Regions from separate parts of the Mus musculus genome. Here all the other regions are linked to region 1. Evidence: chromatin loops called from intact Hi-C (ENCODE). Cell type or tissue: heart. All regions are shown on one strand.

Region 1 (8,000 bases):
CTTATTATTCTTTCTTTTATGACTTCTCTAATGCATTTGCGTGTATTATGCATGTCTGTGTACCACGTGTGCCTCATGCCCTCAGAGATCAGGAAAGGGCATTGGATCCTCTGGAACCAGCATTACAGATGTTTGTGAGCCACCCTGTGGGCTCTGGGAATGGAACCCAGGTCCTCTAAAAGAGCAACAAGTGCTCTTAACTGCTGAGCCATCTCTTTAGCCCCATGATGTTTAGTTTTCTAATTGCTTGTTGCTAATGTATAGAACTGAAATTGACTTTAGCAAATTGATACAGTACCAAGGCGCTGACTCCACACGGTTGTCCTCCCAACCCAACCTTGCTTTATCAGACCAGACGGGATGTTTAGCACAGTAGTTCACAGAGTGATGGCTCCACACTTCCTACTGTTTTCCAGTTTCAGCCTATTTCAATTGCCCTCCTGCTATAGTGATTGATTGACTGACTGATTGATTGATTGATTTTGCCACTCATCTGGCTCCCGATTACCTCTTGCTGGATGTCATCCGTCTATTTTGGTTGTATTACTGTTCAGCCCCAAGTTTCCTTCACTGAAGAACAATCACTGCACGTGGAGATCCCAGGAATGACTCATCTGCATGTTCAGTCGATATTGAACGAGACTCTCCAGTGTTTCGGGCACCATACAAAGGGTTAGTTAATTGCAGTAAGGCAGCAAATGCTGTGCCTCAGTGGTGCTCAGTGGAAGATGTGCCATGAAGAATAATGGAAAACAAACACGGAATGTTAGAGCGAGCCAGTGTGGGATACGCATGACCCAGAAGGCATTCCTCACTAGGACTGGTTGCTGAGTGCTGGAGGTGGGAGAGAAGCTGTGTGAGGGACTGGAGGACAGCGTTGGGGGAGATGAGTGGTGTCATGGTCTGGAGTTAGGAACACACTTGTCAAGTCTGAAAGATAGAAGGCCAGAGAACAAAGAGGAACAGGGGCTGGGGGTGGGGATACGAGTGGGGACGTTCATCTTGGAAAAACCTTCCTTGGCTCATTCTTTTCCCAGATCTTCAAAGGCACAGAACGTGGATGCTTTGCCAGCGTGCTACGAATAGTTCCACTTTTGAGGACAGACCTATGAACCAAACTCGTAGGACCAATGTTCAGAGCAAGAGTCTCAGAGTAGTCACAGTTAAGTGAGAAATGTGACTGCCATAGGGACAGTGGGGCTGTGCTAACATGTCCAACACTCTTTCCCCAAAGGCAGAATGACAGCCAGAGGGCAGCTTAATGAGAAGGGGATCGGACTGGAGGAGGGCTCTGTGATAGTCGTGTAACATTCAATGAAACTTGAGCCATCCATTTCACAATACGGATTAGATGTCGCTGGGCCCCGGAAATTAAAGAAAGGCAATTGCTCAGCTACAATTATGGCAGGTAATGTTTGCCTCAATGGTTCTTGAGCTTGGTATGTTTATAGTTAATAATGTTTGGGAATCTTAAAATTGTTTCATGTGTTTTTTAATTCCAGATTTGAAATCATAAAAGTGGGCATTATAATCTAATGAATTCCCCCATGAGCTGGTCTCTCAGCTCTCCACATACGGCGAGTCTGGTTTTATCTACAGCTCAACTACTTCTCCCAGCCCTGTATTATCTTGAAGAAGATTCCAAACCTTGTGATGGCTTTGAAAGACTATTTTATTCAATCCCATCCGGCTGGCTTGCCGCTCATTCTTCTTGTTCTCTAGTGACGTTAGGTATCACTGCTTGGGCCCTGATATGGCCCCCAGAGAGCACTTTTCAAGACAGTTACCGTCATCCCTTCTGCTTACCTTTAACCTTCTCATAATTCCCCACATACACTGCCATACCCGTCACTTATTAGACTCCAGAGGAAGGCAAAGTTCCAGGGTTGTGTGTCCTGCCCAGGTGACTCTATGCAGTTAACGGGCTGAACATAGAATTCAAGAGACCCGACATTTGAAAAATCTTCTGTGTAAAGTCACCGACCCCACTGAAGTTGGAGGGCAAGCTCTGGAATGTTGTCAATGGTTCATAAGGCTCATGGGTGGTGGGTGGTCCTCAACACCCGCACGGAGGACTGGAGAAAACCCACTTCGTTTTTCTGATGCCCCCTTCTCCTCTCCCTTAGGGTGGATTTCCTTTCTCCCTGAATCTGAGATGCCGAGTCTCAAATCTGGTGGTCCACGGTGACTGTGGCAAGGGAAAGCAGTACAGCCAGTGGTCGGCTTCTGTCAGGTTTCCGGCTCTATGCCCCATGCTGGGGGTATCATAGGCCTTACCTACCTAAGAGGTGTTCTTGTGCACACACATGTGCGCACGCACAAGTATGTGCTTACACATGCACTCAGGTGGAGTGGTATAATTGTAATTTCACGTGTATAAATATATAAACAAGAGATGACAGCTATCTTACTACTTGCTTAGGAAGCAAAATCGTTGCTATGGGGTATGCTACCTCCTTTGGTATACATAACCCACTCAAATGACAAGCTGGACTGTGAATTTTTAAAATTAGTTTCCTATGGATTGGCAAGATGGTTCAGCCATCCAAAGCAGGGATGCTGAGGCTGTGACAATCTTGGTTTCATCCCTGGGATCCACACATCGGAGGGAACTAACCTCTACAAGCTGCCCTCTGACCTCCACACTCATGCTAACACACACACACACACACACACACACACACACACACACACACACACACACACAGAGAGAGAGAGAGAGAGAGAGAGAGAGAGAGAGACAGAGACAGAGACAGAGACAGAGACACAGAGAGAGATTAAAATGTTAAATCACATTTTAATTTATTTTTGTACATGCATGTTTGTACACATGTGGAGGTGAGAGGACCACTCCCAGGAGTCTGTGCTCTCTTTCCTCCACTCGGGGACTGAACACAGGGCCCCAGGTGCCACAGTAGCAGCAGGTGCCTTTCCCCACTGAGCCATCCGGCCATCCCTGACTTAATTTTCATTTCAAGCTTTTTTTTTTTTTGAGATGACTGTCTCACTAGGTAGCCCTGGTTACCCCTGGAACTTGCTGTGTAGACTATGCTAGCCTTGAGCTCATCTATAGATCCCCTTGCCTCCTGTGTGCTAGGATTAAAGGCATGTGCTGCCATGCCTTGCTTATCTCCAGCTCTGGGTACAGGTGCCCAAGACGTCCCTATTTTAGAGAGGTGTGCTCTCTGCCAGAGAGCAGCTGGAGCCTGGAATCAAGAAGAAATCCATGAAGCTGCCTACTACCTGTAACTTGATTTAATTCCTTGTGTTTGGTGCATATGATGAAGGCGAAGACAACATCGTCCATGAACCAGGACTCTCTCTGCAGCAGGGACTGAGCACTGAAGATGACATAGGGAAGTTCAGGGTTTAGAGCCTTTAGGACTAATGGGCGCATAACTGCATTCTAGCTAAAGCACCTTAAAGTGCCTGGAGACTTAAAAAAAACAAAAACAAAAAACAAAACAAAACAAAACAAAATAAAAAAACACCTCTGGATGGTGGTGGCACACTCCTTTAATCCCAGCATTTGGGAGGTTGAGGCGGGTGGATTTCTGGGTTCTGAGGCCAGCCTAGTCTACAGAGTGAGTTCCAGGACACAGAGAAACTTTGTCTTGAAAATCAAACCCCAAACCCCAAACCATACCAAACAAAAGAATCTTTGTCTTTAAATATAAACCAGCTTTGTTTGATGCAGTTTACTGTAGGCACCAAATGTACTATTAGCCGTCTTAAATATGGGCTTTAAAAACAATTACGAAGCTATTCAAAGTTCAATCTGGTGATTAAGAAAAAGATTAGGTAAAGTTGGTTTTGTCCTTTGTGATGTGTGCATGATTGAGCACGTGTGTGTTTGAGCACGTGTGTGTGTGTGTGTGTGTGTGTGTGTGTGTGTGTGGGTGGGTGGGTGTGTGGGCGTGCGCGTGCGCGCCCCCCTACCCCCCACCCCCCCAGTCCTGCCACTCAGCCACACCTGGGCAGACTTCTCCTTTTTATTCTTCTTTGTTTTGTTTGTTTGTTGTGTTTTTTGTTTTGAGAAGTTCTTATGTAGCCCAGGCTAGCCTTGATATAGCCCAGGGTGACTTGAATTCCTGATTTTCCAGCCTCTGTTTCCCTTCTCAAGTGGTATGTGCCTGGCCTTTGTGTTTCTTTTGAAGACACGTAGGAACTAGGCCTTAGGAAATGATAGGAGGATAAGCTCTCGCCACAAGAGGGCGCTGAGCCACAGAGAAAGCCAAGGATTGTCTGGGAAGCAAAAGCTAGGGGTGAAGGCAATTTCCGGGGAGCCCCTAAGGAGTCAGCGGATGGGAGGTAACTTTCATTTTTCTCCTCACTTCAGTCGCTCAGACTCCAAGCACAGGGCTCACTCTTCATTCATTCCCAGCATCTTCTTTTCCGTTCTGGAGACTGGCTCTGGAGCCTTTGCCTGGCCAGGGCAACTCACTTCCTACGACTACAAACCCTAGAAAACATGCAAGGCAGCACAGCGTGGGTGGAATGGGGGCGGGGGGGGGGATACATCTCCGGTGATCTCCTTACAGTCCTAGGATACCTTCTGTCATTTTCACCCCAAGGTCTGAACTCAGGAAGGTCCTGCACCCCAGAGCCAATACAGCCCTGGTGTGCTTCCCCTGACTCAACGTCCTCCTTGCAGAAGACACAGGCAAAGCGCTTGCCCTAATCGGCTCTAGATTCCTCTGTCTCCTCGCCAATCTTGTATTTCCCTGTGTGGCCACACAGGATGTGAAAACTGTCACTGACAAAGTGTCTCTCCACTGACACTTGTGTCCTCGTCTTTATCATTATACCTAAATATTAGCAAACCTTACATTTGTGTGTCTATATGTGTGTGTGGTGTATATTCTAAGCTTCCTGAGTTCAGAAAAGGGTATTGGTCATTACCACCCTTTGCCTTATTCCTGGGACAGGATTTCTCCTCGCTGAACCTGGAGCTGAGCTGGTGGCCAGCAAGCCCAAAGTGGCCCTCTTGTCACTGCCCCACCCCTGAGATCAACAGCTGAGGTGGAGGCCACAGCTTAGCTTTTTATGTGGGTCCTTAGGGATCTGAACTGAAATCTTCATATTTGATCAGCAAGTCTCCAGTCCCAAGTCTGCATTTTAAAAGCCTAACTCCATTGTCCAGCAATTGCTATTGTAAGTTACATCCCAAGGAGACTGGGTTCTGCAATGGGCCTGGGCAGCATAGTAGAGCTGGCCCTGATGGCGTGGGTGCAGATGAGCCAGCCCGGAAGGCATGAGGGAGCATGAGTGGGAGAGTTGGCCCTGCCCTTGCTGGTGGTGGCATCGGTTGAGCCAGCCTGGATGGGGCAGTAGAGCTTGCCCTTATGGTGTGGTTGTGGCAGGCTGCCCAGGGTAGATACTTCACAGGCCCAGATCCAGGGCTTTCATCGAATTGGCCCATGCCAGCATCTACCCCATCAATGAACTGCTGGAGTGCGTGAAGGACCTGGTCCTGCAGATCCAAAACTGCAGGATCTCCATGATACAGAGCAACAACAGTATATCCAAGAGGAGTCCCATTGAGGTTCCAGTAATTGATAGAGTAGCAGAAGCCAGAGGCCTTGTCACCTGACCAAGGACTCTGCAAGCAAAGAAGTGTGGGCAAAAGGGTATACTGTGGGGTACACTGTGACAACACTAAAGCTTCCACAATGAGATGTTTTTGTTGGGGTGTTCTTGCGCACGCCAGACGACGCTGCAACAGGATCCTTCTGCACACGTTTATTGGGAGAGCTTGATTGCAGAGGCGAAAAGACCCCGAGCCCAGAACTGGTGCTGCTTATATAGGCCTAGGAAAGGCGTGTCTCACACCCGGATTGGTTATGCACTAAGCCTCATTTGCATGTTCCTCATCTGATTGGCTACTCTCTCTCTCTGTACCTCACAGAGCCTCATTATCATACCTCATTTGCATGTCTCACATCTGATTGGTTATACTCTCAAAGCCTCATTTTCATGCCCGGGCCAGGCAGTGTCTTTGCAAAAGACTTTACTGCATATGTACACATTGGTTGTTTGTCCAAACTTATGCGTGGTGGCCAGCAGTAGTCAGTGCCACTCTGCAACGGCACATGTGGCTTCCCACAGGGTGTGGAGAGGGATGGTTGCAAGGGTATGAGGGGAAGGGGAGGTGAGTGGGACTGGGGTGCATGATGTGAAATCCACAAAGAACCAATAAAAAGTTAAGAAGAAAAGCACCTGGAGCTCTGCCTCTCCTTAGCACCACTCCCCACTTCCACGAGGGCCTCCATCTTCACCGGAGTCTTCACACCACACAGGGGAGGAAGGTCTGGGGAATAACATGGTTTCAAGAGTGTTTCTGAGCCAGATGTAGTAGTAGTAGTAGTACACGCTTGTCATCCCAGAACCTGGGAGGCAGGAGGACTGCCCACAGTTTGAGGCCACTCTGCGCAACATAGCCAGACCCTGACTCAGAAAACCAGAGAGGTGGCCAGATGGCTCAGTGGGTAGCTGTGCTTGTTGACAGCCCCTGTTAGATCCCTGGGGAAACTGATTGAAGGGGAGAACTAACACCGTTAAAGTCATCTTCTGACCCACAGGGACCGACACCCACCCTCCACGGGACAAATGCACTCACCTCATCCCTCTTCCTGGTAAGCAAATAAATGTGATTTAAAATACTTCCCAACCAACGAAACAAGACTGTTTCTAAAAACTGCAATAAGCTCAGTTGAACAAAATTGCTTTGTGAAGACAAACATAGCTTCTTCACTCCACTGGGTGGCTTTCTGGGAAAAGGCTTCCAGGTCTTTAGGAACACAATTCCCAGCTGCTCACTGGGTACCCCAGCCCACTCCTTCCTCTCTGCTGCCAGCCCTGACTTCTACTAAGGTTCCTGAGAAATCCACACACAATTATTTCAGGCTCGGGGGGCGGGGGGTAGGGGATGGGTGTCTCTCCCTAGCCTGGAATGTTTTTTGTTTTTGTTTTCCTCACCCTCAGGAAAGCTCTGAGCTACAAGGTTCAGCCCTTCCCCAGCTCCTTGACTCTTCTTCGCCCAAGCCTACCCAGGAGCGCACATTTGGTCACTGTGAGGCTTGTTAATCAACGCTCTGCTTCCCACTTGCAGACAGCCTCTGGGCCTGCCATATGGAAAGCTAAAGAGATGTCAGATGGATGAACATGGCTTTACATTCTGCCATAAGTAAGCGTGTGCCCTACACATCCAGGAAGACACTGACCCCTGAGCACTTGTCATCGGTGGGGAGTGAGTATCCTTGTTAGCTATGGCTAACTTGCTGGAGCCTAGAGTCCCTGCTCTCCTAGAAAAGAAGAAAGGGGTTGTGGGAAATGTTTTCCTTCCTTCCTTCCTTCCTTCCTTCCTTCCTCCCTCCCTCCCTCCCTTCCTTTCTTTCTAAAAAATACTTAGTGTTGTATGAGCATCTTGTTGCTGACACATCAGAAGAGGGCATCAGATCTCATTACAGATGGTTGTGAGCCATGTGGTTGCTGGGAATTGAACTCAGGATCTCTGGAAGAGCAGACAGCGCTCTTAACCACTGAGCCATCTCTCCAGCCCATGCTTTCTCTTTTTAAAGCTAAACTTTTGCGATTACTGGCAAGGGGCATCTGTGCCACAGTATATATGTGGCAGTCAGAGATAACTTGCAGGAGTAGGTTCTTTTCTTGTCATCTTTTGGGTGCGTCCCAGGAGTTGAGTTCAGCCCATTAATTAGGCTTGGTGGCAAGCACCTTTACCTGCTGAGCCATCTAAGCTGGTCTTAAGATCTTTAAGATTTTATTTTAAAGAACCATTTTCCTTCAGACACTCCAGAAGAGAGCATCCGATCTCATTATGGATGGTTGCGAGCCACCATGTGGTTGCTGGGAATTGAACTCAGGACTTCCGGAAGAACAGTCAGTGCTCTTAACCACGAAGCCATCTCTCCAGCCCAATCCATTTTACTTTTAATTAAGTGGATAAGTGTGTGTCTATGGGAAGTTATATGCACACGTGC
Region 2 (8,000 bases), 730 kb after region 1:
TGAGCAAGCCAGGGGAAGCAAGCCAGTAAAGAACATCCCTCCATGGCCTCTGCATCAGCTCCTGCTTCCTGACCTACTTGAGTTCCAGTCCTGACTTCCCTGGTGATGAACAGCAATGTGGAAAGTGTAAGCTGAATAAACCCTTTCCTCCCCAAGTTTCTTCTTGGTCATGATGTTTGTGCAGGAATAGAAACCCTGACTAAGACAGTTTGTAAACCCTTTTAGTATGCAAGGCCTGAAGGTGAGTGTTGTAAGAGTATAATGAGTGGACCAGCAAGGGTAGATATAAAGGCAGTCAGCCAAGGGGATCCATTAAACACGCTTTCACACCATCCTTGCTGTTGTTCCATTTCTCATTTTCTGTCCTGTATTCTGTCTTGGTTCTGCTGTATTTTCCTTAACTCTGCCAGTCTGGTCTGCACAGACACAGCATTCTCCTAATGTGACACAAAGTCTACCTCACTGTAAGAACAATAGATCTAATCCTCTCCTGTTCTGCAACACAACTTCAGCCAGGGAAGAGAGTGATTTTTCTAAGGCAGACATTGATTTTTCAAGTCTCTCAGCATCCCTGTCGATAGCCAGCCTCAACAACCTGTAATGAGCACCTTGCAATACCAGAGCAGAGGTTCCAGTGCCTATGGCCCCTGCAATACCTATACCTAAGAGGGTGGACGGGACAATGGCAGCTATGGGTTCCCTTTTGCATCATACATGAGACCCAGGAGTGAGATGATTAAGGACATCTTCTCCTGAATGATACATTATCCCTGGGATGTTTTGTACCAGGTCACAGAAATCAGGGGAGGCATTTAAGACTCCAGGGTGAATGCATGGAATTAGACCAGTAGAGCATGCCCACCCCATGCTCTCAGGAGGACCCAAGTACCCTGAACCTATCCAAGTTACTGTGGTGTTACATAGGTGGCACACAGAAATACCTATACAGAGCCTTTGTCTCGAGAGCGACTGCAAAGAAGTCCAGCTGGGACCCTCTCGCTGCCATCTGCATTGCTGAGGTTCCGGATAATGTTCTGTTATAGAGGAGTTAAGGGCTAGCCCATCATAATATAGAGAATTGGCATCCAAGCATAGCCAACAGTCCTCAGTAAGATCTGTGTAAGACTGATTGAGCCATTGGCAGGTGGCTTTGAGATGTAATGGGCCAGGGACTCTCTGTGGGGAGGTTCGGACATGGATTTGTCCATGTCGTGTGGTGGTGTCAGTGGATAGGATTGTTTGGGCGGCAGAGGCCAAGACCTAGGCCTATAGGTGCAGGTTGTGTAGGTATTTCTTATCTAGTTTGGTAGTAAAGGGGCTGCCATTTCCCAGTCTATCTTTGTCATAAATTCAGAGCCCCCAGGTTTTCCTAATTCCCATCTGTTAGCCTCTTCCCCCAAGTCTGCAAACCTAATGAGGACAGGGTTGCACTGCCCAGTGTCCGTGGCTGATTTGGTCATCAGACTTTCAGCTTACTCAGTTGAAGTCCATTTTGATAGACGGATCCCACCAAATGTGTTCCATACTCACAATCCCAGGAAGAGCAGAAGGATTCAGCTCCCCCACATTGTCACTGCCAGGTCTTATGGTTTTTGTACCCCAGGCAAACATAGAAGAGATGTGTGCTGAGAAATCCATCAGCCCAAGAGAGCCATGTAGGTTAGCCAGGTCGGAAGTGGAGGTTGGGGAGCCAGGTACAGAGGGGTGCAGTCTTGATCTGCTGGTGGACAATGTCACCAGAAGAGTCCAGGTTAGGTTCCAGGGCTGGTGAGGGCAAGAACCAGAGAATGAGCCAGCAACTCCTGAAAGCAAGATGCAGACAGCACATGTCAGGAGGCTTAGAAGTGCTGGAACGTGAGTGTTAGTGGGTTTCCTTAGTCTCTGAAGGACATCTCGTGGAGACGTTCCCTGAGTCTGGATGTGACATAGACAAGCATGGGATGTATCCAGGTAGCAATCCTGTCAACCTTGAGGGTAGTGTGTTGTTAGGGCCACGATGTTGGGTCCTTTCCAGCAAGGGCTTTAGGGTTTCCTTTCGGTGCCTTCTCGGGAAGATCCAGTCTCCAAGGGCAATAGTGGTGGGGAGTCGGAGTTGGCGCAGCCTCATAAATGGGCTTCGTGTGAGGCCATCGCTTTTTTCAGGTGTGGGCTAGATGTTCAAGAGAGTCAAGTAAATGGTGATCATCAATTTCAGCTAAGACTTCAGATTTTAGGTTAGGTAAAATGGGAGGGGGCCCTTCCAAACATGGTTTCATAAACCCAATGTATAGGATGTGTTTTGAACCCTATTAAAGGCAAAGGGGAGGAGACCCACCCAGTCCCTGCCAGTCTCTATGGTTAATTTAGTAAGGGTCTCTTTTAGAGTTCTATTCACCCTCTCTACTTGTCCTGAGCTTTGGGGCCTGTAAGTACAATGTTGTTTCCAATTTTCTCCAATGGCTTTAGCCATCCTCTGTGTTACCTGAACTGTGAGGGCAGGTCCCTTGTCAGAGCTTAGGAGGGCTGGCATTCTATACCTGGGAAGCACCTCCTGTAGTATCTTCTTGATCACTATCTGTGTCATTTCATGCCTGGTGGGGTAGGCCTCAGTCCATCCTGGAAAGGTGTCTACAAGCACTAGCAGGTACCTGTAATCATATTTCCCTGGTCTTAACTCGGTAAAGTCCATTTCCCAGCGGGCACCAGGTTTGGCACCCTGCCGTCGGAGCCTTTACCCTTTGGCTCGTTATCTGCATTAGTGAGCTTGCAACTCAAGCATTTGGAAGCAGGCTGCTCAGTCGGGGACCTGAGGGTGAGGCTCTTTAGGTCCACCTTTCTTATCAGGTCCTCAGTTTGGAACCCAACAGGGTTGTCCGGTGTATGTGTTAGAGCAGACTGGCTGCCAAATTGCTGGGCAAGATTATTTTACAGTCTCCGATGAGCCACCAGCCATCCGGCTTATGGGACATAGGCAGTTTGTGAGTAGAGATAACATAGAGTATTGAGGCTTATCTGGTAGGACTGGAGCTCCTGGGTCAGGCAGTTGGAAAGTCAAAGCTGCTATAGGAGCTGCTGCCTTGGCTGCCAAATCTGCCCTGGGATTGATTACCCTTTGCCTCAGGCATAGTTCCTTCATGCTGGCCTGGTTGGTATGTAATAATCATTTTTTTTTTAAACAAAGAGTCTCTAACAGGTTTAGCATCTCCTGTGTGTTTTTAATAATCTTTCCTTCGGCTGTCAGGAATCCTCTTTCTTGGCCCCATGAACATACAGGCTATCTGTATAAATGTTGAGTCTTTTGCCTTTTTCCAATTTGAGGGTTTCTGGTAGAGCTATAAGTTCAGCTTGTTGTGCCGAAGTGCCGGGTGGCAGGACAGATGCCCATACAGTTTCTGAGTCTTCTAACACTGCTGCCCCCCATATACTTTTGTCCAGTCACACACAAAGCTGCTTGAACCAAGTAGCTTCTACATTCGGCAGCAGCCGGTTCCATAGGTGTTTCCTGAGTCTGTGCACCTGGCTTGGTATCCCTGCATAATCACGTAGTGGAGTCTCCAAATCTGAGTCTGGTAACAGAGAGGCTGGGCTCAGGGCAGCACTTGGTAGAAAATGGATACACAGGGCAGGGCAGGGTGTGGGGTAGCAGCAGGCTTTCGTGAGTCATGCATGCATTGCTTATCCATCAATCTGGGGGTTGAGAACCCCTTCAATGGATGGGGAGTGGTAATGTAGAGTTCTTGCCCCAGAGTCAATTTATCCATGTCCTTGACTAGAAAGGCTGTGCAGGTGATAGTTTTCAAACAAGAAAGCCATCCAGAGGCCAGAAGGTCTAATATCTTTGAAAAGTATTCTGGGGCCTAACGTTTGAGCGAGCTATGTCTTTGCCTTTAGCCATGTCTTTGCCTTTAGCTATACATAGCTGGAAGGGCTTGGTAATGTCAGGTAGCCCTAGTGTGGGAGTCGTTAATAAGGTCTTTTTGAATCTATTGAAAGTGCTTTTCTGGACTCTGTCCATTGGAAGGCCTCCTTTTCCTTGATGGCCTCGTAGAGGGGCTTCGCCAATTATGCAAAATTAGGGACCCAAAAGTGGCAGAACCCTGCCAACCACAAGAAATCTCTGACCTTCCATTTTGTGATGGGTGGAGGTCTTCAAAATGATCTCTTTTTGGACCTCCGATAGCCATAGAAGCTATCTTTTAGGCTCCCTTTTAGGATGTATCCCAAGTATGTTGCCTCTTATTGGCAGATTTGCGGATGCCCCATAGCCTAATTTCCCCAGTGCCATTAACAGGGCCTCAGTACTCCGTTGACATTCTTTCATGGTCTCTGCTGCCACCAAGAGGTCAACTACATATTACAAGAGGGTGATACTGGGATGTTTCTGCCTATACTGACTCAGAGCCTCCTCAAAGATGGTTGGATCCTTGTGGAAGTCTGCCCCATGTTATTTGTCCATTGAATCCTTTTTTGGGGGTCATGCCACTCAAAGACAAACAGAGGCTGGCTCTAGGGGGGCTAAGGGCAGGCTAAAGAAAGCATCTTTGAGGTCCAATATTGTATACCCACTCTTGGAAGGTTATGACAAATTCAGGAGGGTATATGGGTTTGGTACTGTAGGCTCTATGTTCATTACTCTACTCTTTACTTCTCTGAGGTCCTGAACTCGTCTATAGTCATTGTAGTTGGGCTTCTTGATGGGAAGGAGGGGCGTATTCCATGGGTACTAGTTTGCCAAGTCCCTGAACCTTCTGATGTGGGATATGATACCCGCTTTGGCTTCTTGGGGCATTGGATAGTGTCTTATTTGGACAGGAGTTGCCCCTGGTTTCAGTTCAATCCAAATGGCAGCCCTATGGGCCGCCAACCCTATTCCTCCAGTTTCTGCCCAAGTCAAGGGGGATTTGGTCAACCAAACTGAGATCTCATTTGGGAGAGAGCTTGGTCTTTGTAAAATCTGTATTTATCTTCTAGAGACAGGGTGAGTATGCGAATGAGGTGCCCTCTGGGATCTGTGACAGGGGTGGCTCTTTGATCAAAGGAGATCTGGGCTCCTATCTTGATCAGCAACTCTTTCCCCGGGAAGGGGTAGGGGTAGTCTGGTATGATTATGAAGGAGTGGGCTACTGCCCCATTCTGAGATGAACTGTTCTTCGAGTAGTCCATGTATATTGATTCATACCAGTGGCCCCTTATACATGGGATTTCTTTGAGGACAATTTGCCATGGGATTGGATTAGGACTAAATATTGTATCCCTGTGTCTCCTAAGAAATTAATGAGTTTTCCCTCCACTTTAAGGGTTACTCTGGGTTCGGAGAGGAGGGGTCTGAACCTCGTCCCCTCTAGTCACTAAATTCTTCCAACTCGAAGACCTACAAGATATCTCTTTGGAGGTATCTTCTGGCAGTCTTTGACCCAAAGTCCCATCTCCTTACAGTTCTCTTGGAGCCTTGGCTTCCTCTCTTCATTTGCCAGCCACGAGATGGCGCAGTTGGTGGTTTTTTTCTCGGCGAAGGAATCTGCTGCTGTGGCCAGAAGTATCATGGCCAAGTTTTGAGTTTGTGGCTCCCTGGTGGTGGTCACGGCTCGTAACTGTTTCTTCTCAAGTGTTTCTCTGTTGTTGTACACTTTCCACCAGCAATTCCTGCTAACTCTTGTCCTCTGGTCTGTCTATTCTCTGCAATTTGCACCTGATATCAAGGGCAGCCTGATTCACAAAGGCCATAATGACTACTGATTTCTTCTTTGGTGCCTCTGGATCTGGGGGTGTATAGGTACGATAGGTCTCCACACTCCTTTCTAGAAAGGCTGCAGGTGATTCTATCCTTTCCTTTTGCACATTATGTACCTAGGCCAAATTATGTACCTAGGTCAGTGTGCAGCACTCTGAGACTCCCGTTAGAGTCTAGAGGAAGATCCAAAGCCTCTCCCTTACCTTCCTCGGAGTTAAAATTCCAGTCTCGTCTGGTCAAGGGATAGCCTACATCAAGCAGAGCCTGGCTAGTAGTAGGAGTCCCAATTGCTCCAAGAACCAATATCTGGGCCTTATTTAAAATCCTCTCTTGCTCCGGGACAGTGAAGAGGATCTGTAAGAGTAGTTGACAGTCATCCCAGGTGGGTTGGTGGGTAAAAATGACAGAATCTAATAAGTCAACTAAAGCAGCTGGTTTCTTTGAGAATTTAGGGTTCTGAAGTTTCTAGTTATATAGATCACTAGTGTTGAAGGGCCAGTATTGCATCAGTTGGTTCCCCTCATCGTCTTGTGGGCTTATTGCCCTCAAGGGGAGAACTGTGGACTCAGCCGCAGGCAGTGGAGGCAGCTGTCATTGGGCTCACCAAGGAGGGTCCTTGAGCCCCTCCTGGGGCCTCAGGGTGAGACCTTTGGTGATCCCCTAATGGGGGTCAGTAAGGCAGGGGTGAGAAGACGAAGTCCTCTTCAGTGTCAGTGTTAAGACAAGATAAAGATGGGCCATAGGGTTAGTTTCAGTTTTTCATTTCTCACTGTTTTCCAGGGTACAGCAGTGCTTGGCTTCTGTGACAGCAGCAGCAGCTTGAGCCATTTTGGTGGGGCCTGGACCAGATCCTACCAGATGTAAATCTGGTGATGTAGTTTGGGTGTCTCGGTTGTCCAGAGATGATGTCCTTGGTCCTAAAAATTGTGGGCTAGGGGCTAGCCACCTGTTGAAGGTTGGCCATTCATTCCTGCAAAAAGAAGTCTAAACCTAGACTCTAACCCTAATTTTAGAGTCCTTGAAATGGTCTAAGAACAAAGTTAAAGGACTGATCTTAGTCTGTCCCATAACATCAGCCACAAAGAAATAAGTCAGACAGAGAGCAAACAGAAGGACAACAGGCAAGAAGGCACTCAATACTCCTGGGAATCAGGTAAAAAAAAAGGGGGGGGGGAGAAGATGGTCTCACTGTGCGCTTTTGGAGTGACCAGCTTTGTCTCTTCAAGTATACTCGGGGGATCCAATTCCCTATATGCAGGTCTGGGACATCTCCCAAGTCCGGTGGCCCAGGGTTGTCCAGTGCATCTGCCTGGACTGCTTGCAGCTTGCATTAAGGGTGGAATGCTGAGACACCAAGACAGAGGACAAACATTCGGACACTCACTGGCTGGGTTTTGACTCAACAGTTCAGGGGTCCTGGGGAGTGGTGCTTGAAGATCCTGGACAAGCCTACAGATGTTATGCCCTGATCTAAGGGTCCCCAAAGACCACCAGGAGTCGAATTTGTATGCTCGAGCTTGGACCTTCAGGCCCTCTGACACAGCTAGGTAACGCAGAAGACCCCAGCACCTAAGGTTCAGCCTTTTTATTGTGGTTACAGTAGGATGAGGGACTTATCAACTTGGCAGGCACATAATTGGCTAACAATGATTTCAGTTGGCTAAAGTAATCTATCTATATCTTTCTATAGCTTCTGGAACGTTAGGTATTTTCCTGCTGGTGGCCTGTCTGGGGTGGTTCCTTCCTGGAACAGTTTATGTTTTCCCAGTAATTAGAGTTTAACCTGAGGACAGGACCTAGTGTATAAAATGGAGGGCTAGTTACAAGATGGAGTCTGTCTTGTCCAGTTGGGTCCCTTCAGTATGCGTTAACTGGTTGTGTCCCATGTTCTGGGGGCCAGCCATGGTATGCTGGCTAGGGTCCAGCTGTGGTTCTCTATCCTCTGCCTCCTCCATCTCAGGGTATCCAGATGCTGCTGCACACTGAGTGGGCTGAAAGGGTGAAGCAGAGTCTGGAACGGACGGTGTTCTGCAGGATCTGAGTCCGGCTGGTGGGAGTCAGGGGAAGACTTCTCCGAATATCTTAGTGTTACAGGTCCTTTAAGAGAAGGCCTTCTCTGATGGTCTTCCATGAAAGGACTCCCTTAAACAGTCTCAGCGTGTGTGCATACCTATATGCAGGGTGAGCGTGTATACACACACTCCATTCGAGGTGAACCAGGGGTGTATATGGACCTTGGAGAGTGGGCGGGAGTTTTCAGAGTAAATGAAAATCATTGGCTAGAGTTTTA
Region 3 (8,000 bases), 140 kb after region 1:
GCTTTGGTAAGAGGCAGGAGTTTGCCTATAGTTGCCCCATCTGGTGGCAAGGCTGGAGAACTGCAGGCTGCGGGAGCTCTGAGCCATGTCCATCCTACTATGCTCAGACTGCTCCAGGACAAGGAGCAGGCAAAGAGGGATGGAGTTGAATATAATGGGAGGACCGCAAGAGCGCACAATGTGTTGAGCTGGAGAGAGTGACACGCGGAGTTTGCGCCTCATCAACTGTGTCATCATCGGAAGTCCTTCGTCTTTTTTGTTTTGTTTTGTTTTGTTTTTGGAGACAGGATTTTTCTGTGTAGCTGTGGCTGTCCTGGAACTCAGAGATCTGCCTGCTTCTGCCTACCGAGTGCTGGAATTAAAGGCGAAACACTATGCCTGCCTGGCAGTTCTCTCTGTCTTTTTTTGTGCCTCACTTTTTCCTTGTGAAAAATGTGGGTTGTTACTGTGAGGATCTTGTGAAGACCTGCCAAGGTAAAGTCGCCCATAAGAGTAGACACTGGACCATGTGATCCCTGTCACGAGTCATCTCTCTTCCCTGCTTCACCCCCACCTTGAATTTCCCTCCCCTAACATGACTGTACAGCTGTTCTGAAGTTTCTGCTGTAGGCACTGGTGCGTTGAGATTCGGTGGGCACCAGAGTAAGAAGCAGGTTAGGGGCGTGCAGCCCCCTAGATCTGGGACACTACCAAGGCCCGGCTATTACTACTGATAGGGTCATGTTATGTAGCAGTAACTGGCCTGGAGCCCATACTGACCCTGCCTCTCTGCCTCTTGAATGCTGGCATTAAAGGTGTGTGCCACCATACCTGGCTACATTACTAGTTTATAAGATCTTCTCCAGGTCTGGAATATTACTAGTTTTATGATCTTAAAGTAACATTTACAACAGCAGAAGTCAAAGGCACCAATGGCAAAATAACTTGCAGAAGACCAGCGTCAGCCACGCCTAGACCTGGCCATTTGGGTTAAAGGTGAGAGGGAGGACGGATGATTCTTACGAATTGGAAACAACAACACATTAACATTTTCCTCTCATGGACTTTCTTAAACAGTAGGATAGCCTCTCTCTCCCTAGCAAGCTTTGGGATCTAGGCATGTGATTTCAGAGGGCGGCTCCTGCAGGAACTTTGCTTCTTCCTGTAGCTTGACCTCTGTCTCCTTTGACAGAACGTTTTTTTAAATACATGACTCAACTGCTGAACATTCCCAACCTGGTATGCGGAAGATACCACTCAGGAGAGTAGATTCACACAGCCCTAAGGCTTCTGGGGGCCTGCGGGTTAAGAGCCGTGACTTTGCCATGGACTTGGTGGGCTGGATTCTATTAGTATTGTAAGCGGTGGCACTTAACTGAGCTACTTGGTCAGGGTCCATTTTTCCTCTCATTAAGTAGAGCCACCTTGAAATAAGTCAGGCAGGGCACACATCTTCCCCACTTCCATCATCAGACTCACCAAGGGGCTGCTCTCTAAGTTTCTTGACCTCATCTCTGTCCCAAGCAAGCACTCAGGTCAGTGTTCCATCTTGGCTCCACTGTAGCTGATCAGCATCCTTGAGGTTTGGGGTGTGGGGTGCGGGTGAGGAGGAGGCTGGGGTGTGCTGTGCGGTTCTGCCACTTGAGAATTTCCAGCCATGCTTCGGATGCTCCTGGCTCCTGTTTAGAGTGCCGCTCTGGTGCAAGTGCGAGCCAGAGCTGTTAACTTGTAATGAGGCCGTTCCAGTGGCTACTCTAGCGTGACAGACAAATCACACCTGAAATTTAGGGCTAGGAACAACATTTAATTCTGCTCATGGGTTATGTGGGTCAGTGGGACTGGCTTGTGTCTCAGCTGGGGACATCCAACGTTAGTGAATTAGAGCCATGGGAAAACATCCTCAGTAAGGTCATGCTAACTGTTGCCTGGACCTCACACATGGGGTCTTCACGTGGTCTACACTTCATCTCCTCATGGTGGCTTCAGGGAAGCCAACTTCTTATACTGAAGGCTCCGCTTATGGGTGCATCGCTGAGCAAAACAAATGCTGTCCTACGTTGTCTTGGAAGCATCGCCTGTCATCACGGTGATTATAAAAGAATAGAGGCCGCTTTAGGCTCTCAGAAAGGATATTAGCAATCTCAAGCTCACGATGACAGACGTGTCAAAGAGTGTGTAGATATATTCTCAGGCTGCTATAGGGACTGACCAGTGGGAAGCTAGGCATAGAAGGTGAATTCTCTCTCCTTCCTCTCGGGGGTCAGAGACTGTGGCTGCTCTGTTTTGTAGAACTGTTTTCCCCCACAGTCTGTCCTGAGATGTCTCGAGATGTCAGCTGGGCCTGTCTGTTCAGTGACAGGTTCTCACCACAGCTCATCTGAGTGGCTGCTGGCCTGGATGCACGCTGTTTGCTTTGCTCTTTCTTCCTCCTGGATTCCTGGCTCGCCAATTCTTCCCGCTCTGGTGGTGTTATTCAAACATGCACCTGCATTTAAGCTTTGCCCAATGCTGCCTCCCACAAGGACCCTCCACATCCATCATGCCTCCCATGCCTACTGATGTGGTCCTTCAAACCTCTTTCTCCTCCACTCACTGTGTCTGCCCATACTGACACCCCAGTGGCCAGGGTATCCTAATACCCTTTCCTAACAGACCCCTTCTTAGGTGCAGTAACCATACTGCCCCATTACCATCCTGATACCACAGTGAGACTTGGTGCAGACATCTTCAGCAAATCTTCCAGCTAACGGTCCTTGGGTGGTTCTGCAGCCTCAGCACCATGGACCCGGTGAGCAGGATCATTCTTTGTTGTGGGCTGTCCTGTGCAGTATAGGATATTTAGTAGCATCCCTGGCCTCTACCCACTAGGTGCCAGTAGCATCCCACTCCTCAGCTGTGACAAGTTTTTAAAAAAAGTCCCTGACATTGTCCACTGTCAATGGTGGTGAACTAAGCCAGACTGAGTGCCTCTGTTATGAGGTAAGCATGCCCAGGATGGCCCTGTGTGGGCACACCCTGGCTCCTCATTTGCTCTGCCCTCCCATATCTCCAGAATTCTTTGATCATGATTTATCCTTTCCCTCCTTAAGCATTCTTACTGCTGTTCCTTCTGCTTACACTCCATCACACACACACACACACACACACACACACACACACACACACACACGCACGCACGCATCTTTTCCGCACGCACGCGTCTTTTCCCCAGACCATTCTCCTGACACTTGGTTTGCTAGCTGAATCAGCACTCTGCATCTCTCTTGGTTTTAGCCTTTCCTTTGTTTACCAAGCCCGACTCTCACACTAGTGTGAACCTGATGCCCATTTTCTGCCTGGTCCAGGGAACCTTTCCAGAGTTCACCCGACTCTCTGACTTGCTCTTCTGTAGTGACTTTAGGCAAAGTCCGAGCAGAGCTATTTAGTTTTATTTTTAAAGTCAAGATACTCTAGAAACCACAGGTCAATGTTCACAGCAAGTTGTCAGCTTCCTCAAAACATTAAAAAAGAAAAATCCAGTATCTAGCATGTAGGAGTGCTTTTTCCTGGGGTTTGCCACAGACCCGGGCAGTGGTTTTCAAATCTGAAGTGTTTTTTGGATGCGCTGTTCTTAGGTGGATGTGAATCTGTGTAGTCTCTGTGAGTAGCCTGGTCTGGAATTGTTAGTTCTGAGTGGGTCAGGGCGAAGGATTCTTTTGTATTCTTGTACTTGTGGTTTTGAGCTGTTATGTGCGCTGCTTCTTGTCAAGGACTCTTGGAGATGCTCTATTTGTTGATCTCTGAAACACTACGTTTTTATAGATCATTTAAAAATGATCCCAGCAGACTTTCCCCCACCCACCACTTCATTTCTAACTGACTTGTTCCAGTTTTGATGCCGTGCATCCTTGGGGTAGTAATACCTGAGAGATCAGAGTGGCTTGCCTCCAAGCGGCAGATACAGTCCTGGTACTCTTGGGACTTGCGCCCCCTTGTGGTTTGACAAAATAGGTTATCAAGACCCGTAGGTAGAATTGAAGGCCCTGCTCTGACCAGGTGACTCTTTAGGCGCCTCCTCCTGCAAACTAGGGGTGTACCAAATCTGCAGAGAAGAACGTGAGAAACAGACTCGGGGAGTGAAGGGAAAAGAAGGGTTCACTAGGTAGCTTTGTCGGGAATTTTGGCCCCAGGTATTTTTGGGGGGTTGAAAAATGTCAGTGACCGAAATTCTGAGAATGTTTTGCCAAAGTCTCAGGAACAAAGGCTAGAACCAGACACAGCCTAAGGGCAGCAGGAGGAAGGAATACATAAAGGAAGAAAACAAATAAAAGCTGGTGCCTGAGCTTTGAGGTCTGTTGCGGCCTCTGCTGCACCCTCCTGGCCTCCTGAATTACTCCGGATGGGGGCGGGGTGAGGGGGTTAGGGGGTGGGGGGAAGGGCGGGAGAAGGGAGGGCCCCGCTGGGGCTAGTAGGTTTCTTGTTTTTCAGTGTCACTTTCCTTCCTGCTGGCCTTGGCTTGGCCTGCGATCTGGTCAGATGAGTATTTTCCTGAGTCATGTGGCCACAGGCTGGAGCTGCAGTTAACTGTTGGCCAGACCCCCTCGGCCCAGATGAAGGCTCAGCGCTGCATTTTAAAGTGAGGGGGAACCTCCTGGTTTCGCAGTTGGTTTAATTGGCCAACCTTTTCTGAGGGCTGGAGATAGAGCTCGCTCGACCTTTTCCTTTTGGCTTAACAAACCCCTGAGAGACATGGAGGAAAGCACACTACTCCACGGTTTCTCAGCCCAAATGCTGTAGGTCATGCAAACGGCAGATGTCTTTCTAGGTTCCATAGGATCCTAGTGACGGGACTGGGGCAATGTGTTCATGCACAAAATAACGTGGAAGTCTGAGTGACACACTGAGCAAGAGGAACTAGGCAGAGAAGCTTCAGGAAGGTCTCTGGCCACTCTTGTGTTAAAAAAACAAAACAAAACCCAAGAGATTCCTGAGTTCCATAGATGTTTATTTACACGCCCCCCCCCCCCCCGCCAGCAAGTGCGCGCGCGCGCGCGCGCGCGCACACACACACACACACACACACACACACACACACACACACACTCACTCACTCATCTGAACATGAGACCCTCCACTCTAGATGCACATCCAAGCCAACTGCTGAGGAGGTACTGGTGGGTGAAGGTGAGACTTAGGTAGCCTACAGCAGCACTCATCTGTGTGGTGCCCTCAGGTCTCTCTCCTGAGTCTGTCTGCTGGTCCGTCTCTACCAGATATTACCCAGAGGTTCCTCTGGTGAGAACCTGGACTTTGTTTTATCGGCTAGTCACCTCTCCAAGGTTCCGCCTATCCTCCTCTCTTCCTTCCCGCCTCTGTGGATCATCACAGACTTCTCTCCTTCCTGGACAACAGTGGTGCTCACCTTGGCCATCAACTCATTCATTCTCACTGCTCAGGGATCTTCAATCTCTGGGATGCAGTGAATTTGGTACAGTACAGGGATGATACAGACTAGGAGTGTAGATAAGGCATGTTATCCCTGCCAAAGAATTCAAAGGCACTGCTGGGCACGGTGGTGCCCTTCTTTAATCCCAGCACTCGGGAGGCAGAGGCAGACAGCTCTGTGAGTTCCAGGCCAATCTTATCTACAGAGCAAATTCCTGGACAACCAGGGCTACGTGGAAAAAACCTGTCCAAAACCAATCTACCAAACAAAAACAGATTTAAAAAAATGTGATGAACAGCAAGTACCAACAGGGAAATCTCACCACAGACAGAATTAGCAGTTAAGGTTGTCATTTATTGTGGGTTGGGAAAACACACACATGCAGCGCACATAGAGAAAGAGACCCTCTGTGAAGGAGAGAGGGGGGGACTCTGGAAGCTCAGAAACTCTAGTCTCTCCTAGAGGCCTGGGGGTTTGGAGGCCTTGGAAGAGAGAGTCTTCCTCTCTTACTTTAGGGCCAGTGAGTTGAAGATGGGCAGGGTGGCTGATTGGTACACAGCTGTTGTGACACATCCTGATCAGGCTTGAACTTGTTGAGTCAGCCCAGTAGCAGGCTTCTTTTCGAAGGCCAGGAGGGTAAGGAAGAAGCCAGCCATCTTGGAAATTTGCTGCCTTTATTACCTAGTGATGACTGCTCTGTGTGTCTGTCTAGGGAGCCTGTCTAACTTCTGTTTTTTTTTTTTTTTTTTTTTTTTTTTTTTTTTTTTAACTGAAATAATAAAGCAAGCCTTGGAAGTTCAGTGGATCTTGGTTTCTGGATCTGTAAAATGGGGATCGTTTACAACCGCATAGGAGTCTTGTGTGAGTTCTGAGAGACTGTATGTGCTTCCTGATATAGTAAGAGAGCTGAAGGAAGCCCAGAAATCTGCCCATTTGTACCACTTCCGATGGTGTAGCTGTCTGAGGAGTGTTCATTGTTGACTAACTGAGAGGCTCTGCACCGGGTGGTGCACGAGGAGTGGGGGTTAGAAAAGTCAGGTGCAGGGCTGCAGACATAGCTCAGGGGTTAAGAGTGCTTCCTGCTCCTCCAGAGGACCTGGGAGTTGTCTGCACTTTTGTCTACACAGTTGTTTTTTTGGTTTTTGTTTTGTTTTGTTTTGTTTTTGTCTACACAGGTGTCTACAAAGTTGTCTGTGTAGTCCTGGCTGTCCTGGAACTCACTCTGTAGACTAGGCTGGCCTCGAACTCAGAAATCCACCTGCCTCTGCCTCCCAAGTGCTGGGATTAAAGGTGTGTGCCACCACTGCCCGGCTAGTTTTTTTACACAGATTCACAGAGATAATTTTGGGCATGGCTGTCACTGGGTGAGGGCTAATACCTTGTCTTTGTTGTTTTGTTATCTTTAAAAAATATGTTTCTTAAAGATTTATTTGCACACACACACACACACACACACACACACACACACACACACACACACGGCTTCAGAGGGAGGCTAGGGGTGTCAAATCCTTTAAGAACTGGCTTTGCAAGTGATTATAGTCATGTGACACCTTTGCAGGGGGTGTGTGTGTTGGGGGTGGGGACCTGAACTTGGATTCTCTGCAAGAGCAGTGTATGCTCTTAGCTGCTACACCATCTCTGCAGGTCCTTCTTCTTTCTCTTATGACAAGGTACTCTGTGTAGCTCAGTAAGGCCTCATGCTTCCGTGTATGGATTACATACAGTCCCTGTACCATGATCCCCAGAAATTTACAGGGAGCTACCAGGATGACCTCAGGGACCATGGGCCCACACTGAGCACCGCAGGCCCTTGACTTGGGCCCCAGTCTCTTGTTGCTCTGAGCCTGGTTGAGTTTATGCTCAGACCCTGAGCATGGCCTTCAGGGACGATGGCAGAGTCCTTATCACAATCCTGTGTGAATGCATGGAATCCAGCATGGCGTTCAGTTGAAAACAGTCACAGTCAAGGCTGACTATAGCATTACTTGGAAACAGATTATTACATCAGTTTCATTTGTTGTTGTTGCTGCCAAACTGCCAGCACGCAGCATGTCATCCACTTGATGAGTTAAACTTGTGTTTAATGTGTGGTACCTTGGAAACTGGCTACCGTTTATGTGCGTGAGTTGTGTGCCTGTGTGCATACGGGTGCTGAGTAAGCATGTGTGTATGAGCGTGAATGTGTGCTGGTGTGTGTGGCTAAGAGCAGGAACGGACATAGATGTGCATGTGTGCGTGTGTGCGTGTATGTGTGTGTGTGTGTGTGTGTGTGTGTGTGTGTGTAGGGCTGCAGGGTGCTGAGGGAGTTGGAGGAGGATTTCTATTTCTCTTCAGTAGCCTCTGGAATTCTTTTATCTTATCCTCTCCTAACCCTTAAATAAACTTAGGATGAGTGAGGTTGAGGCCTTCTTCTGTCAAAAGCCATCGTGAAGCCAGTCAAATGGTAGTTCCAGTCTTCTGGGGGAACCTGGGGAGCCTTGGAAATGATACCTGCATTTTGGAGCCTGTGTTATGACACGGCGTGGCCTCATCAACACACAGGGCTGGTCACTCTGTCCTTATGGAGGCTGGCAGCCATGGCTTATGGTAGCAC

The links. Hi-C counts contacts between places; a loop is a spot of excess contacts. Peaks named below come from ENCODE experiments on the same cell type or tissue, not always from the same donor. Only the 100,000 strongest peaks of a DNase experiment are listed, where the experiment ranks them.
Region 2: it touches region 1 in a loop (6-fold over the local background); 12 of 42 quality-filtered maps call a loop at or near these places.
Region 3: it touches region 1 in a loop (10-fold over the local background); 21 of 42 quality-filtered maps call a loop at or near these places.

What each region holds. Positions count from the first base shown.
Region 1 is chr3:51,506,848-51,514,847 of GRCm38, forward strand. Gm36008 (a long non-coding RNA gene) reads left to right here and starts at 4,141. Exons shown (of 4, transcript XR_003954701.1): 1 at 4,141-4,311; 2 at 6,582-6,635; 3 at 7,112-7,249; 4 at 7,808-7,847. In heart, a CTCF peak has its summit at 4,208 (motif pointing right); a DNase peak (open chromatin) is centred at 4,244; H3K27ac peaks cover 332 bases.
Region 2 is chr3:52,238,353-52,246,352 of GRCm38, forward strand. All of the region lies in intron 1 of Gm30125 (a long non-coding RNA gene), which reads left to right. Among named protein-coding and RNA genes, the nearest start is that of Gm30125, 4.9 kb to the left of the region's middle. In heart, CTCF peaks have their summits at 4,325 (motif pointing left) and 5,448 (motif pointing right); a DNase peak (open chromatin) is centred at 4,309.
Region 3 is chr3:51,648,472-51,656,471 of GRCm38, forward strand. It overlaps a transcript of Mgst2 not described here. Among named protein-coding and RNA genes, the nearest start is that of Mgst2, 8.7 kb to the right of the region's middle. In heart, CTCF peaks have their summits at 50 (motif pointing left) and 3,956 (motif pointing left); DNase peaks (open chromatin) are centred at 50, 1,120, 3,960 and 4,490; H3K4me3 peaks cover 1,174 bases; H3K27ac peaks cover 3,207 bases.